Regions from separate parts of the Mus musculus genome. Here region 2 is linked to region 1. A link is a loop called in an ENCODE intact Hi-C map of the cell type or tissue named here. Cell type or tissue: left cerebral cortex. All regions are shown on one strand. Each heading gives the region's core, and the rest is flanking DNA. Links, peaks and the distances in the headings are about the cores only.

What was found. Hi-C counts contacts between places; a loop is a spot of excess contacts. Peaks named below come from ENCODE experiments on the same cell type or tissue, not always from the same donor. Only the 100,000 strongest peaks of a DNase experiment are listed, where the experiment ranks them.
Region 2: it touches region 1 in a loop (2.0-fold over the local background); 1 of 42 quality-filtered maps calls a loop at or near these places.

Annotation. Positions count from the first base shown.
Region 1 is chr3:96,323,234-96,331,566 of GRCm38, reverse strand. Gm24830 (a small nuclear RNA gene) reads right to left here and starts at 3,142; the gene lies at 2,977-3,142. In left cerebral cortex, for the core only: a CTCF peak has its summit at 4,361 (motif pointing left); a DNase peak (open chromatin) is centred at 4,267; H3K4me3 peaks cover 319 bases.
Region 2 is chr3:96,474,928-96,483,260 of GRCm38, reverse strand. n-TQctg3 (a tRNA gene) reads right to left here and starts at 3,870; the gene lies at 3,799-3,870. In left cerebral cortex, for the core only: no CTCF peak of the experiment used is centred there; DNase peaks (open chromatin) are centred at 3,741 and 4,869.

The sequences.
Region 1 (8,333 bases), core at 300-8,299:
AAATTGCCGGAAGGGTGGAGATAAGCTGAGTCTGAACGATCTCAATCAGTCTGTTCATTTTCTCCTGTTAGGAGCGGGTGTGGCGGCAGTCCCAAAGGCGCCAGGGACTGTAGCTAAGTCGTATGACTTGCACCTGACTTCCTCATATAAGCCACAAACATCTTGAGAGCTGTGCAGGTGCACCAGGATACCGGTGAATCCAGTTTGATGGAGATATGCCCCTGCTGCCCTGATTAGCTGAAGCTGCGTGCCTGGTGAGGCGGCGTGGCCTGCTGTGCGTGGATGAGAGAGAGTATAAAAGGAGTGAGAGGCCCAGGGTTCGGGGGAGATATAAACAAGAAGAATCAGGACTGAATAAACTACTGTTAGAAGGACTGGTGGTCATGTCGTTCTTGCTGGTCGAGAGCGGACGCGACATTCTCCAATCCTGTTTTCCTTGGGAGAGACCCCACCTGTCATCCTCCGTAGCCAGAGACTTCCTGGTAGCTTTAAATGGTGAAATGTTGACTTTTCTCTCCCATCTTTCACAGTCTATCTTCCCACACCCATCTAGACCATCAGTCGCATCTAGATCTTTTGGGGAGTACAAGAAAGACAAGACAAAGGGGGCAGATGTCCATTCTGGTACAGAAGCAGGAAGGGCAATGGGCGCCCAAAGACCACAGAGTCAGGTGCGCCTACTTGCCTCGGCCACCCTGCAGATTCCATAGAGACTTGGCAAGAGGCCCTGCAGGCTGGAATGGCGGCAGTCTGCAGTTCTGCCTCAGACAGGAGCCGCTCAAATGGTACCCCATCCAACCTCTGCCTGGTTCTAGACAACAGACCCACAAGATCAAAGGAAACAGGTAACAATAGGACAATTCAGCGACCTCCAGGGTAAATCTAGAGTCTGGTGTTAAACAGATCTCCAGTGCCTCTTCCAGCCTTTGCTCAAAATTAAAGAGTTCACGAAAGGGGGCATTGTGTAGACAAAAGTTGATAGACAATTGAAAGAAAAGGATTGGAGGAAAACAGAGGTGTCTTCTTGGATTTTTCACAGGACCGCAAGAAAAATGAGTGGCCAGGACTGGAAGAGTGCAGGTGCATCGTGCATAAGGCTTGGAGATCAGTCAGGCTCTCGGAGTCAAACCTTGCTGCACCTATCCAGGTTGTCTAAGATCCTTCATCCTTCAGACTCCTTTAAGGGTTTCTGAGGTCTCCAAGGTCTCCCCTCCTCCTCACCCAGGTCTCTCCCTGCATTGTTAGTGTCTCTTCTGTGTTGTGACCTTAGAGGTCAGTTGTGAGATGTGTCCCTGACAAAGTAACAACCTCTGCCACTTGTGGACACTCTAGACATAGTAATGTTCTTTGTTAAGGGCGTGTGTCTGGTTGGTGTGCCTGTGAGATCGATTCTGAGCTTTGGTGCACTTAGCCATTATCCTGGATATCATTATTTGGGTTTATTATTTAGTCTTAGTTTTCAGGTAATGAATAACACATACCAATTTCAAATGCTCTTTTTTGTTTTTTCGAGACAGGGTTTCTCTGTATATCCCTGGCTGTCCTGGAACTCACTTTGAGGACCAGGCTGGCCTCGGACTCAGAAATCCACCTGCCTCTGCCTCCCGAGTGCTGGGATTAAAGGCGTGCGCCACCACACCCGGAGACAAATGCTCTTAAGTGAGATGTTTACATAGTGTTGAGTATCTTTGCTTGAAAAGGATCGCCTTATTTACCTATAAATGACTACACATGTCTGCCACATAAAACATTCCACATGTATTTATATGTATTTGTTGAAAAAACGAAAACTAATTTAATGGATTTTACTCGCTAAGCCCTTTCCTAGAGATAGAAATAAATGCCAATCTTAAAGCTGGATGTGGTGGTGTTCTTCTGAATCAGGATATCAGGAGATCAATCCATCCTTGGGCTACAAGGCCAGTGGGGGGATATGGGAGGGGTCAGGGATACAGTTCTGGACCTAAATCTTGATTCTGCACTAACAAACTACACAGTAGCTGGCAATTTACTTAAGCTGTTTATATTCTGTTATCATTAGTAAAATGTCAGCTACAGAATTAAATTACTCGAAGTTGTGATATGAAAATTTGCTTTAAGTTTGATGGAAATATAGCACTCAATAAATGTGTGTGTCCACCTCCATTCCCACCAGTCTCTGAGAGATCATCTTCCTCTTTGCCGCACATAATACTTACTAAAAATGGAAGAAGTTGCCAAGAGTACATGTGATATACAGCTCACCCTGTTAACTTAGAGAAAACACAGAGCGAGTTGTGGGATCAGAGGAAACTCTGAATGAGTGAAGTCCTGACGTTCGGCCTTCCCTCCTCAGGGAATCGAGTGCACATGTTATAGTGGGTGCAGAAAATGCCCATCATAGCGTTCTTCCCCCTCACCTCCAGATAGTCACAGCCTAAAGTTAGCAAACCCTCTGTGAGTTTGAGGACAGAAGGTCTACAGAGTTTCGGGATAGCCAAGGCTACACAGAGAAACCCTGTTTCCAAAAAACAAAAAACAAGTGTGCGACCGCCATCTTGCCTGTTATAAGAAAAACATGGGAGAAACTCCTTCCTCAGACTGAGTCGCAGACTCCGTCATTCCCCTTTTCTAGTCCCTCCTCTAAGATCTGATATAGCCTGGTCGGCAGGTGAGGCATTTTGTTAACAAAAGCTTGCTTGAAAAGAAGGATGCATGCAGGTAAGGTGGCTCGGCGGTTAAGAACACTGACGGCAAGCTCCTGAGTTCAAATCTCAGCAAGTTCTTAATGAGATCTGACTCAGCTACAGTATACTTATGTATATCAAGAGCTGAGAGGAGGAAGTATCTAGGATTGCGTGTTTCTTTTAAGTTGAAATAAGTATAAACAAAATTACTCAAGTTGCAAGCCAAGCCCCAGAGTTCTCAAAACACAAGGGACATAGTATATGTATGCAAAAGGAGAATTAAGTACCTTACTTTTAGACTACCAAATACCAGGGGAGCGCGCGAACGCAGCTCCCCCACTACCACAAATTATGCAGTCGAGTTTCCCGCATTTGGGGAAATCGCAGGGGTCAGCACACCCCAAAGTGCAATGGGTGAGCCTCGCCCTGGGAAAACCACCTTCGTGATCATGGTATCTCCCCTGCCAGGTAAGTATGCTCTCCTAGCGCCCGGCCCCGGCTCACACCCGCCGCCCCTGCACTCTTAACACACGGTCACTTAGCCCCGCCCTATCTCGGGTCTCCCTCGTCGCACATGCCGTCTCGGCGCTCCGCTGATATCTGGCGACCCGCGTTCTCTCCTACGCCGCGCGAGAAATCTCTCGCGTTTCCCCGGCCGCTGCGGACGCCGCAGCCCCTGCGCGACCCTCATCTGCATACACCCCGCCCCGTCAGCCACCCAGGAGTGACATCACGCCCCTTCCTTTCGCCGCCCGATCCCGGGGCCTGTTGGACTTTCTCACTTGCGCAGTGCTGGAGCGGTGAAGGACCAGGGACAAGTCACCTTGCACCGTCTCTTACCCCTAACTGGCCGCTCGTGGCCCACCCCCAGGTGCCAACATCCTTGTGGCCGACTCTTTTGGGTATGGACGAACGGACGCCCGTCTTCTCCAAGTCGGAGCACAGGAGTCGGGCAGCACAGGAGCCAGCCCTACCGCAGGGGTCTCCCTGCGCCGCTCCAACCTGCCTGCCTGCCGCGGGTCTCCGCCGCTGTACTTTAAAAGGCTCTTGATGTATTTACCTGTTATTTTCTGGGTTTTCTTCTACAGAAACATCACGATACTGACACTGGGTAGGGACATTGGTATGTGGGGTTACCCAAGTCTGGGTTCCTGGACCTGGGCACCCAATAAGCCCTCTCTGGAGCGCCTCCCTCTCCCCCTCCCCCTCCCCCTCCCCCAGGGTCTCTCAACATCCCCCCCCCCCCCGCCCCCCATGCTGGAGTTCATTATATAGACCAGTCTGGCCTTGAACTCTGGCCTTGATTCTCCTGCCTCTGCTTCTCCAGTGGTGCAATTAAAGGTGTGCGCCTCCACACCAGGCTTTTGTTTATTTGTTTGTTTTGTTTTTGAAGTCAAGGTTTCTCTAGGTAGCCCTGGCTGTCCTGGAACTGCCTCTGTAGACCAGGCTGCTCTCTCTAACTCAAAAGATTCTCTTCCCTCTGCCCGCCTAGTTCTGGGATTAAAGGCATGGGAGACCACGTCCGTGCCCAAGGAGCTTTTGATTAACTAGTTGATCCAATTAAGTCCTTTCGTTTGCACAGTTAACTACTAAACAAATGCTGGTGGGATGGCAAAGCGGTTATAGAACATCTGCTCAGAGAACCAGCAAAGACATGCTCCTGACAAATGGATCTGATGCCCTCTTCTGGCATGCATGGGTACCTGCCGACAGAGCACTCTTGCTTTTTTTATTTTATTTTATTTTATTTTATTTTATTTTATTTTATTTTATTTTATTTTATAAACCATCTAAATAGAATTAGCATTCAGTTAACCAGTAAAGGGCAACTTCACTTAGACAATTTTACTATTGCTTGATGAGATAACCTGTGGAGTGTCTTAATACTTGAGCTGTTTTGTTATTTAGGGGAAAAGAGCGAGAGATCTATTACGTTCTTTCAGAATAAGCTGGGGCCAAACAGGTGGCACAGTTGTTAAGAGTGCTTGCTGCTCTTGCAGAGGACCAGAGTTTAGTTCAGTGCCCAGCACTTACACCCACAGCTCCAGAGGACCCAGCACCAGTCCTCCGTGGGAACTTGCAGGCATGTGCACCTAACAGACACTCACAAATAAATAGTAAAAATAAATATGAAAAAGAATTATGAACCAGAGCAGAAATTCTAGTACACTAAAAACTGGTGAAATGAAGAGTTATGGATAGAGCTGAGTGTGGTGGTGCAGGTCTTCCCAGCACTCGGGAGGCAGAGGCATACAGATCTTTGAGTTTGAGGTCAGCCTGGCCCACTACTGCAATCAGCACAGCTTTGGGATCAAAGAAATGACAGACAGGCATACAGAAGAGCTGGGATCAGATGGGCAGGGTGCTGGTGGAGACATGCCAGAAGCCTGGAAACTTAGCCCGTTTATTGTACACGGTTGAAGGGGGACTGGCCCACATTAGGTTCTGAAGAGAAGCTAAGCATCGAGGTGCACACTCTAATCTCAGCCTTCTGAAGTGAAGGCAGTAAGTCTATGAGTTTGAGGTTGCTTGGATTCCAGAGTGAGATGGTGGGTAGGGTATGCCTTAGGGTTTCCATTGCCATGATGAGACATCCTGACCACAGAGACTCTGATAAAAGAAAGCACTTAATTAAGGCTGGCTCACAATTTCAGAGGTTTAGTCCATTATCATCATGGCAGGAAGCATGCTGGTGTGCAGGCAGACATGGTGCTGGAGAAGGAGCTGAGAGCTCTACGTCTTGATCCACAGGCAGCAGAAGGAGACTGTGTGTCACACTGGGCAGAGCTTGACCAAAGATCTCAAAGCCTACCTCCACAGTGACACACTTCCTCCAACAAGGCCACACCTACTCCAATGAGACCTCTCCCTATGGGCCAAGCATTCAAACACGTGAAACTATGGGGGCCATACCCATTCAAACCACCACAGGCTACTTGTTAAGTACAAAGCTCTGGGTTTTATTCTCAGCATAGCAAGAAAGAGAAACTACTTTCTATTTTAGACATTAGACTGCTGCCTAGGTGGCTGTGTCCATGGTCCAGGCGGCTACTGATTCTGTGATCATCAGAAAGTGGTTTGATTACTCATGGTAGTTCAAACCTTAAGTGTCTCTCAAAGGCTCCATGTTAAAAAGTCTTAGTCTCAGGCAGGCATGGTGATATGAGTTCCAGGACAGACAGAGGTACATAGAGAAGCCCTACCTCCAAAATCAGTCTTGGTCTTAGTCTCTAGCTTTGGTTTATGGGAGAGGTAAATGGAGATGAGGCCACTGGAGATCCACCCCTTGATGGGAACACTGGATCTCAACCTCATTCTTTTTCTCTCTTTTTTGCTTCCACATCATGGAATAAAGTCTTGTTCTGACACACCTCCCCTCTAAGCAGTGCCTCTGCCCCGCTATGAAAAACCTGGAAGCAATAGGTCTGCCAGGTCATGAAAAAACTTTTAAAAGTAAGCTATCTTCACTCAGAAACTAATTTATATTCCTCCAACAAAACCCCTTAAAATTAATAAGTACTTTGAGAGAACTAATTGTACTAGTAACTAAACCTTTGCTCAAATTGTAATTAATTAACAAATTAACGAATTGTAATTAAATAACAAATGCTTGTTAATTCTTTGCTCCTTCCATAGCTGCCAGAAGCTCTCATTTTATTCTCTGGGGAATGCCTGAGGCAGACCTTATATTCACTCACTGCCATATAGTGACAGAGTCTCTCTTCCCTCCTTCCTGCAGCCCACTTTAAACTATTGTAAAGTTATTCAAACACTTGGGAACTTCACTGTACTAGTGTAGTAGCTATTGGAAGCCAGGGGCACTCTCCCCTCTAAGATCACCTTCAGGTAGAGGGCTGTATTGAAGCTAGTCTTCTTAAGGGAGAAGAGTGTGACTGGAGAGTGTTCGTGTTATATATATATATATGAATGACACCTAATGGGCCCCTAGAATTTTTATCAGATAAAATGTGAATCACTTTTCTTTCTACACAACAGAGTCAAATACCAGGAAATACCAAAATCAAAACTTAACAAATACCTCAGAACAAATCAACTGCCAATCCAAACAGACCCATAGATTGCCTTTAGCTGTCATGTGTCACCTAACAGAGAAAGGAACACTGCTAGCCACTGCTCAGCAGAAAGAGCATCCCTAGATGTTCATTTCATAAAATCAAACCAGAAATCCGTATGTACACCACTGATGGGAGAAAAAGAATCTGCAGTATACAGGTAGAGATAAAAAGTCATTGTCTAATAACTGCTCTTAGAGTTGAAAACCCAAAGGCTTGGGGAGAGGGGTGGTGCACACCTTTGATCCCAGCACTCAGGAGGCAGAGACAGGAGAATCTCTTCGTTTAAGACCAGTCTGGTCTATAGAGTGAGTTTTAGGACAGTCAGGGTTACAAAGAGAAACCTTGACTCCAAAAAAAAAAGTAATGAAAATGAACTCAAATAATCAACAGATAAAGGAATAAATTTGGTGTGGCTGTTTCTGCACAGGGTGTCAAAAGGTGTGGGAGTCTATTGACTATCATCTGTCTCAGATAGAGAATTCATATAGAAACAGCACTCCCTCCAATTGAGGGATAACATAAAGACAATATCATAGCCAGCTAGACTGTCTAGGTCATCGTATAAACATTTTTGGTCCAGCATGATGCTAGATGTTTTGGCAAAGGTATATTCAATTAAATTACTTCCTTAGGTTTGTTTGTTTTTTGTTTTGTTTTTGTTTGTTTGTTTGTTTTTTCGAGACAGGGTTTCTCTGTATAGCCCTGGCTGTCCTGGAACTCACTTTGTAGACCAGGCTGGCCTCGAACTCAGAGATCCACATTCCTCTGCCTCCCAAGTGCTGGGATTAAAGGCGTGCGCCACCACGCCCGGCTCTTGTTTGTTTTTAAGACAGGGGTCCTCTACATAGTCCTGGCCATCCTGAACTTACTATGTAGACTAGGCAAGAGTGTATTTGAAATGAGATCAGCTTTTACATTGGTAAATGCTAAGTGAAGCAGAATGTGAATGGGTTTTATCCAATCAGCTGAAGGACTTAATAAAAACAGGTGGACCTTCCCAAAGAGGGAGTCAATTGTATTTATTATATAAGATAATTATAACACTACGTTACTTGTTCTAGAAGACCTACCTAAACCAAAATTCTTACAGGACTCATTTGCTGGGATTCATACCTTTAACTTTTGATTTGCCACAATGATGTGAACCAATATCTTAAATTACATATTGATTGATCAACATGTAGCTAGGTGGAAGTCTGCTCCATCCTTCTGGAAAATACTGAAGAACAGGGTACATTCTACTAATTCTCTCCTGTTGCCCACAGCAGACAGAGAGGAGGCACAAACATCAGGGGTCAGCGAGCGAGGTTTTTCTCCTTGGGGGAAGATGCTGGGCACAGAGCTCTTTAAGAAGTCATTCTGACCGGCCCCTCTAGCCCTGGTTGACCAGGTCACCAGAGAAATAATCACAAATGTACAAAATGTCTTGGAGATGTCATCTGATGACCAGACAGGGAGAGGTCCTTCTCACTTCACAGAAAAACAACCACGCCATTCCTGGATGTATTTCTATAGTTTGTAGTTTACCACACTATCAGGAGTGTGAAGATTTTTTTTTTATTTAATAAAATAAATCGGTTTCACATTTATG
Region 2 (8,333 bases), core at 128-8,127, 150 kb before region 1:
CCACATGGTAGCTCACAACCATCCGTAACGAGATCTGGCGCCCTCTTCTGGAGTGTCTGAAGACAGCTACAGTGTACTTACATATTAAAAGCATCATCATCAGATGTACCTGCTCTGTCCCTATTGAATCTCCATCTCGCTCAATCTCTCTGCGCTTCACTCCTCTGACTGTACTCAACATCTATGCATCCGTGACTTCATCCCAGCCTCACATCTGCCTTCTATACATTGGCTTCCTCGGCTTTTAGGTGTCAATCCAATTCGCTTAACCTTTGATATCTCTGTGAGCTGTGCACGGACAGCCTGGTCCCTAGTCGAGCACAGGCCTAGGGAATCGCAGACTGCGCCTTCCCTACCCCTGCACAGCCTGACGCCCACCCAGCGCACAGTCAAAACTTCCCGTGTCCTGCCTCGCCCAGCAGCCCGAGCCACGAGTGGCCGAGGGACCCCTTTTTTTGTCGCACATATCTCTACCTGTGGAGATGTGTCTTTGGGCCCGTCTCTCTTTGTTCCTCTCACATTTAATAAAGCATGCTACCATGAAACAGACCTGTTGTAAATAGCAAATGAGCGATGAAGGAACACACAGCTCTTTGGTGGTGGCTGGCACTTGGCACACTGCCTGGGCTCACTGAGTGGGAGCTTTCCTATTTGGGCCACAACACCTCAGAGACAAGGCACTCTAAAACTGATTGTAGCCGGGCAGTGGCGCACGCCTTTAATCCCAGCACTCGGGAAGCAGAGGCAGGCGGATTTCTGAGTTCGAGGCCAGCCTGGTCTACAAAGTTAGTTCCAGGACAGCCAGGGCTACACAGAGAAACCCTGTCTCAAAAAACCAAAACCAAACAAACAAACACCCAAACAACAACAACAACAACAACAAAAACAAACAAAACAACAAAAAAATCTGATTCTATATACGTTACATCCTCGGTACTTATCCACGCTGCAGACCCTGTGACAGAGAGGACACCTGTGTTCTCTGTGCAGCAGCCATTCCTGGGTAGGGAATTCCAGCAGAACTGGAACCCCCAGCAGGTCTGCTCCTCAGGGACCTTCAGGGAACCTGCTCTTCACTCTTCCCTGTGCTCTTTAGTGATGACCTTTTTCTTTCCCTTGCTGATGCAGATGCAGGCCATATTAGACCAGATTAAAAGTGATAAAGGGAGGTTTACTAGGAGGCAGCTCTCAGGTGGGCTCATTGATCTCACAGGTGGAGTCACACATCCAGGCTAAAGCAAGGGGTTTTTATGGGTCCCGGGAGCAGGATGCCAATGTGTATCTAGGAGCTGTAATGTGTCCACACATGGTCAAAAACTGGGCCCCTGGGCAGACACTCTTGAATGGGTTTCTGGAAACTCAAGGGGCGAGATTGTGTGTTATCCCGGAGTAAAACTCCAAGCACATGGGGGAGGGGGAGTTTTCTCTGTGTGGGTGAAGTTGGGAGATGGGGTTTCCTCGAGTGGGAGAAGGACCGGGAATGAGCAAAGTTCCAACCTAACACCAAGTCCATCCTCGTGACTGAGGAGCCTCCATCTCAGGGAGGAGACAGGTGACCAGAGGATTCAGACATGGGCTCTGAGGAAGAGCAGGCTGTGGAAAAGCAATGCCAGGGCCAGAGGTCTGGGACGCACTGCTAACACTCAGGGAAACTCAGCCAGGCTGCCTGTTCCCTCCAGGGTTTCTTTCTCCAGTGGTAAGGATGCCTCCCTCTCTGAATCTTAGTGAAGGCCCCTTAGTGAAGGGGTTAGGTCGCAACCCTTTTGGAGTCACATATATGAATGATAAATTGCCCATCATACATTTACGTTACAATTCATAGCAGTAGCAAAATTACAGTTATGAAGTAGCAACAAGCCAATTTTATGTTTGGGAATCACTACAACATGAGAAACTGTATTAAAGGGTAGAACCACTAACTTAAGAGAGCTGTAAACTCACCCTCACACAGTAAATTATCTCAGATAGGAAACAGAGAACAAACCAAAGCAGGAAAACCACCAAGGTCACAGGCCAACCAGTAAATTTTGCTGGGGTTACTTGCAAAAGCAGAAACAACTCAAAGAAAGCTGCATCAATCACCATAGCATGGATGGCAGTTCACAAACACTGAAAGCCTGGAGTGCACTGCACAACCTGCAGGTAGCTCAGCAGGTAGACAGCTTGCTTCCCAGGCAGCTCGGGTGGTCCGAGAGCATCTCTTCAATCTTCAAGGCTTGTGTGTATGTGTGCTTGTGGAGGCAGGGCCCTAGAGAATCTGGTCAGTTTCAGGGACTTCCTGAAGCTATTGAGTTGTTTACTCCTTGAGCTTCCTTGCAGGATACAGTGTTTCACATCATCTCCCTTTATAAAAGCATCCTGTGTCTGCACTTCCCCTTAGAACAGCTGTTGTTTACTTCCCCTTTAAATTTGTCTCTTAGTCAGAGTAGCTCCACTATGGAAGGTTTTGCTCTCCCAGGAATAAAGAGGGTCTTGGCGCCTGCTTCTGGGGAGAATGGTTGGGGAGAAGTAAATGTCCTTCCACCTTCTGCTTACCATGATTAATGTACCAAGGTGCCGTGTTTAGGGCCAGTGTGTCCCAAACCCATCACACCTAAGATGTAAACCCCAGAATCCAAAACAATGATACAAGTGACTGTGAAGGTTAACTGCAGATGCTTACATCTAATCAAAAAAAAAAAAAATGCGGGTTTGTATACACTTTTTTCTCTCAAGTTTATGTGTCCAACGTTTATTATGAAAAACGCAGTCCTTTGAACATTTCAATGTGTCCCCTAAGAAATTCCAGTATCCATGGATGCGGTCAGCATGGTGTTTGGTATATATCTTATCTCTTGCTTTTCCTTGGTTCTCTCATTCTCCACACAAGGCTCTGAGAATGGCCTGCAGAGGGAACTTGGAGCTTGTGGATTTCCTCTCTAGGACATGCTGAAGGAAAATGAGATTTTGTAACTTGTGATTCATGTAAAAGAGTTGTCTAGGAGCCCAGGTGCCAGGGCAGGGCTCTTGACTGTAAAGATGAAAAAGAATGCAAGGACGCAGGCAAGGCTATCTTGTCTGAGTTGACACCATCTGGTCGGAACCTCCCCTCTGTCTACTGCCCCTTGGCTCTGGGGTAAAGTCATACATCAACTGGTTGCTACGTGAACAAAGATAAGCCCCCAGCCCACAGGAACAAAGTCCTGATGCCCTTTGGCTGACATGTAATCTTACTGTTAATGTTTGAATGAGCCAATCCCATACCTTTGTTGAAATTCCTCGCACCCCTATCCCTTTTTCTTTTATAAAAACCCCTAGCTCTGGAGACTCGGGGTCGACTCCCCTGCCTCCTGTGTGAGGTACATGTCGGCCCAGAGCTAAAGCCTCGTGTGTATTACAACAAGAAGGATTCTTGTGTGTTCCTGGGTGCACCCTATCCCTGGACTAGAGTGGTGGTCCCCATATCGGGGGTCCTACCATGCCAGGGAAGCATCAAGGAGTCTACTCCTCAGAGACTTCTGGCCCTCTCCCTGAGCCTAAACCAAAGCCATTGCGGCAGGATGAAGATGCACTCTAGCGGCGAGCCTTCCAGGCAGGCGGCATCTGCTCTACAAAACGTTCTCACAGGTACCCAAGACTTGCTGGTACAGTTTACCTGTTAAGTGTCCAATTAGGTTAGGAGCTTGGAGACAGGTAGTATGGGGAGTCCCAAGCAAGGAGTTGCCCTCTACACCCACTTATCCTATTCTCAGGCTCATACCTCAGATGTAGGGCTGAAATCTCACTTAAAACAAGTCTTTGCCTCAGGGTAAACAGAAAAGGTCCCACCGAGATTTGAACTCGGATCGCTGGATTCAGAGTCCAGAGTGCTAACCATTACACCATGGAACCCATATGCAATGTGTGTTTTATATACACTTAGGACTGTGGGATTGACTACCATCTAACTTTTCCTGCTGTCCTACTGTGTTTTTCCTCTGTACATACTAAAATGAGGTCAAGTTTACTCAATTTAGAGCTGAGAAAGAGCCCTTCCAGCTTACCATCATCCTCAGATTACCATTCAATCCTGACCAGATGTGAAATTTCTCCAACAAACGGTGATAGTGTTCTCGTTTTGAGCTTTGCCTTACTCCCTCCCACTTCACCCCCGGGGAACACCAAGATTAGGATTTAGAAATTCCTGCCTTATGAGCAGCCACTCTAGTCCACCTTTACTTCTGGTAATTGATAAAGTGGGTCAGCCGTGGAGTAGGAGGGAGGGGGGATGTGAAGGGCCCTTCATAGTTCTCCTCGGACAGACACATTTGTGTATCTTTGGTAGGTTTTGTGTTTCTTACAATACATATATATATATATTTTTTTTTAATTAGAAGCAATAACCTGGGCCTGCTCCTTTAATTCCAACACCTGAGAGGCAGAGGCAGGTGTATATCTATATATCTATATATCTATATATCTATATCTATATCTATATCTATATCTATATCTATATCTATATATCTTTAAGTGCCAGGCTAGCCAGTGCTACATAATGAGAGACGAGGTCTCAGAACACAAAAGCACAGGGGGGGGGGGCTGAGGGTGTAGGAGTGACCAGAAATATTAATATTAAATATTAATATTTTAATACATATCTCTTGGAGCGCTTTGTGGGACTGGACTCACTCTTACATGCCCATCCTACACTGGCTGGCAGAGCAACGGAGGAAACTCTCTGAGCAGCAAAACAAACAGCTACAAGGTGGGTCAGGGTGAGAGGTAGCTAGCTGGAGATTGGTCCTTTTCTGACTGGTGAAGTGATTAATTTTGCTCACTAGGCTTTCGTTTGCCAAGTTTAACTCCACACTTCAAGGCATTCTTAGCCAGACAGCATCTCCAGGAGAAAAAAAAATCTTTATTTTCAAAAATGGGAGGGAGGTGTTATGGAGGAGTGGAGTGGAGCCTTTAATGCCAGCAGACGCAGAGGGAGACAGATCTCTGAATTGGAGGCTAGCCCGATCTACACAATGAGTTCCAGGACAACGAGAACTACACAGAGAAACCCTAACTCGACACCACCCTTCAAAAATAACACTTGTTTGTGGGAAAATGACTAAAATTTATGCCTCAGCACCTGTCCCTGTCCCCATGTGGCGGCTTTGTTTGAGACTGAGCAAAAAACTCTAAATTACCCACATCAGAATAATTAAATAAACATTCATTTTTCCCACCTATGGTAGTGCACACCTTGAATCCCAGCACTCCAGTAGAGACAGGTGGATACCTGTGAGTTCAAGGCCAAGGGTGTAGAGTTACAAAAGAGCAAGAAACATAAAAACAAAACAAAACAAAACAAAAAACTTTTGCTATTAAGTTTGTCACTGCTTCCTTTTGGCTTCACGGGGCCTCCCAGCTCGGCTGACTTTCACTTTATGGTAGAAGATGAAGGTGGAATGAGGCTATAATGAACTTGTGACAGACATAGGGTCATCTGATACTGATCTACCTCAAGAAGGGAATTTAGAGGATTCCAGAAGGGGTTGGTGCTCAGCCTTAATCCCAGCACTCAGGAGGCGAAGGTGAGGCCAGCTGCTCTATAGAGCCAGTTCAGGGACAGCTGCAGTGAAACCCTGCCCTGAGAGACCACGCGGGGACTTAGAATGTAAACCAGTATGGAAAGAAACACAAGAATGCCCGAGGCCTCCCTCAGTTTCTTTTTTTCTCTTTCTTTTTTGGGTGGGCTAGGGGAGTTTCAGAGAGGGTCTCTCTGTGTAACAGAGCCCTCGCTGTCCTGGACTTGAGTTATAGACCAGGCTGACATCCAATTTAAAGAGATCCACTTGCCTTCACCAGAGCTGGGATTAAAGAAATGCACCACCACACCTGGCCCTCTTCTTCAATTTCTAAAATATAGGTCAAATGATGCTCCCGTGTCTCCAATGTCTGATACTTTCTGTAGACATATAGCACTCTTGTGCTATATGATGCTCCCGTGTCTCCAATGTCCAATACTTTCTGTAGACATATAACACTGTTGTGTTATATGATGCTCCCTTGTCTTCAATGTCTGATATTTTTTTATAACACTGTTGTGCTTTGTGTAACCTTGAACATTGCTGCCTGGGAATCGAGCTTCTTTGTTGAACTGCTATCAAACTGTAGTCTCCCCTCCCCTAGCCTGAAACCTGCTTGCTCAGGGGTGGAGCTTCCTGCTCATTCGTTCTGCCACGCCCACTGCTGGAACCTGCGGAGCCACACACGTGCACCTTTCTACTGGACCAGAGATTATTCGGCGGGAATCGGGTCCCCTCCCCCTTCCTTCATAACTAGTGTCGTCGCAACAATAAAATTTGAGCCTTGATCAGAGTAACTGTCTTGGCTACATTCTTTTCTCTCGCCACCTAGCCCCTCTTCTCTTCCAGGTTTCCAAAATGCCTTTCCAGGCTAGAACCCAGGTTGTGGTCTGCTGGCCGAACACAACATCAAACGGGCTGTAAAAATAAAAAAAAATTAAAATTAAAAGGAGCCTGGAGATTCAGTTTACACTCTTGTGCTCTTTTGCCTGGAGTCCCCTGGTATTGTGGTCCGGTTCTTCAGGCATCCTCCATAAAGAGAGGTGAATTGCCCTTGCTCTGACCTGCCTACCTATGTCTCTCAGCTGCTAGACTTAGAGGAGCTCACAGTTCCAAATTCCACGTTCCAACAAGGAAGCAGTTTCATGAAGTTTTATACTTTTACAGAACAAACTAAGGCACAAGTCAAAAACACTGGTGGGTCCATCAGAGAGGCGGTAACAGCAAAATATGGGGAAGGTCTTCTGTAGCCCCAAATGTCAGGGCTACAGAATGACGGTCTCAGCTGGATCAGACTGGCCTGTGAGCATGTTTGTGGGGATTATCCTGATTAGATTGAGAGTCGAAGACCTGCCCACTGTGTGGCATCATCATTCTTTAGCAGTGTCCTGAACTGGATGAAAGTGGAGAGAGAGATCTAGCATTCGTCCATTGATTGGTTCCTCTTTCTTTACTAAGGATGCAAAGTGATTAGTTGCCTCAAGTTCCAACCACTGTGACTTGCACAAAACAATGGACTGTAACCTGGATCTGTGAACTAAAATTAACTTTTTCTCACTTAAATGGACCTTGCCAGGGTATTTATCACAATAGGGAAGGAAAAAGGGGGCAATTCTTTGTGTCCAACTCACCAGCAAAGCACCAGATAGTCATACAATTCTGCTCGATTTACCGGGGGGGGGGGGGGAACAACCTGGACATGCCATTCTCTTTCCTTTTTGGAATTTTTCAGGGGGAGGAGCAGGGTTTCACTATGTATCTCAGGCTGGCTTGGAACTTCACATAAGCATCAGCCTCAGCCTCCCAAGTATTGGAGTTACAGGTATCAGCCACAATGTCCGGCTTAATTTTATTACCTGTATTGAAAGTTTTCCAAAATACTCAATTGACGTAGAAAGTTTCATCTTATTTGTGATTTGTCTTAAGAAGGAAAACCCAGTATTTAAAAATATCCAAGACAGAAAAGAACAATGGTCAGGCTGCTAAGCAAGACCTCAGTGAGGATGGCTGTAAGGCAGTCCCTCCTTTCTTGGTTCTTAACACTTCTCTCAGAAAAGGCCAAGGCAGTTGCAGGGCCTCAGTTGTCTTTTCAACTCAGCCACATGCACTGTGGTCTTAGTCCAGCGCCAGGTGGTGAGAAGAGTGGACAGAGATGGCCTGTTTAACCACACAGAAACTACTTAACTTGGCTTGGACTCGAATCCACATTACTGTGGCCACAAAGCAGAGTACTAGCTAGCAACTGAGCGATCACCGCGAGCTACCGAAACACCCACAAAGACGCGGCTTTTTTACAGTCAGTCAAAGGTTAAGTGTAACAGTCGGTGGCTGCCTTTAAAAATTCAGACAGGTAAAGGTCGTCGCTCCTTCCCCATGCAGACTCCCCTGTCCTCCTCTTCCTCCCATTCTATGCCCCACTAAAAAACAAAAACAAAAAACATTCCTTCACCTCCTACAGCCGCGACTGATGCTCTGCCCTGTCCACCGTTCCCCGCCCCTCCCGTCTCGCCTCCCTGAGCACCCGCACCGCACTGCCCGCCTGCCCCACGCGCACTGCGCAGAGGCTCCAGCACACGCCCAGCGTGACCAGTCCCTCGCGCGTCCGTACTCGTGGTCTGCAAAGTACCCGACCCTAAAGCGCACTTGGGCTTCTTCGCAGAGCCCTGTTGGATCCCTGGGATCTCCCGGTGGCGGTGGGACGCAGGGGGTTCATTCCATTCCCACGAGCTTGAGAAGTGGACTCGAGGCTTGCGGGGCCCAGGGGACACCGAAGCTTCCTGCGCTGACCGCGGGTGGCAA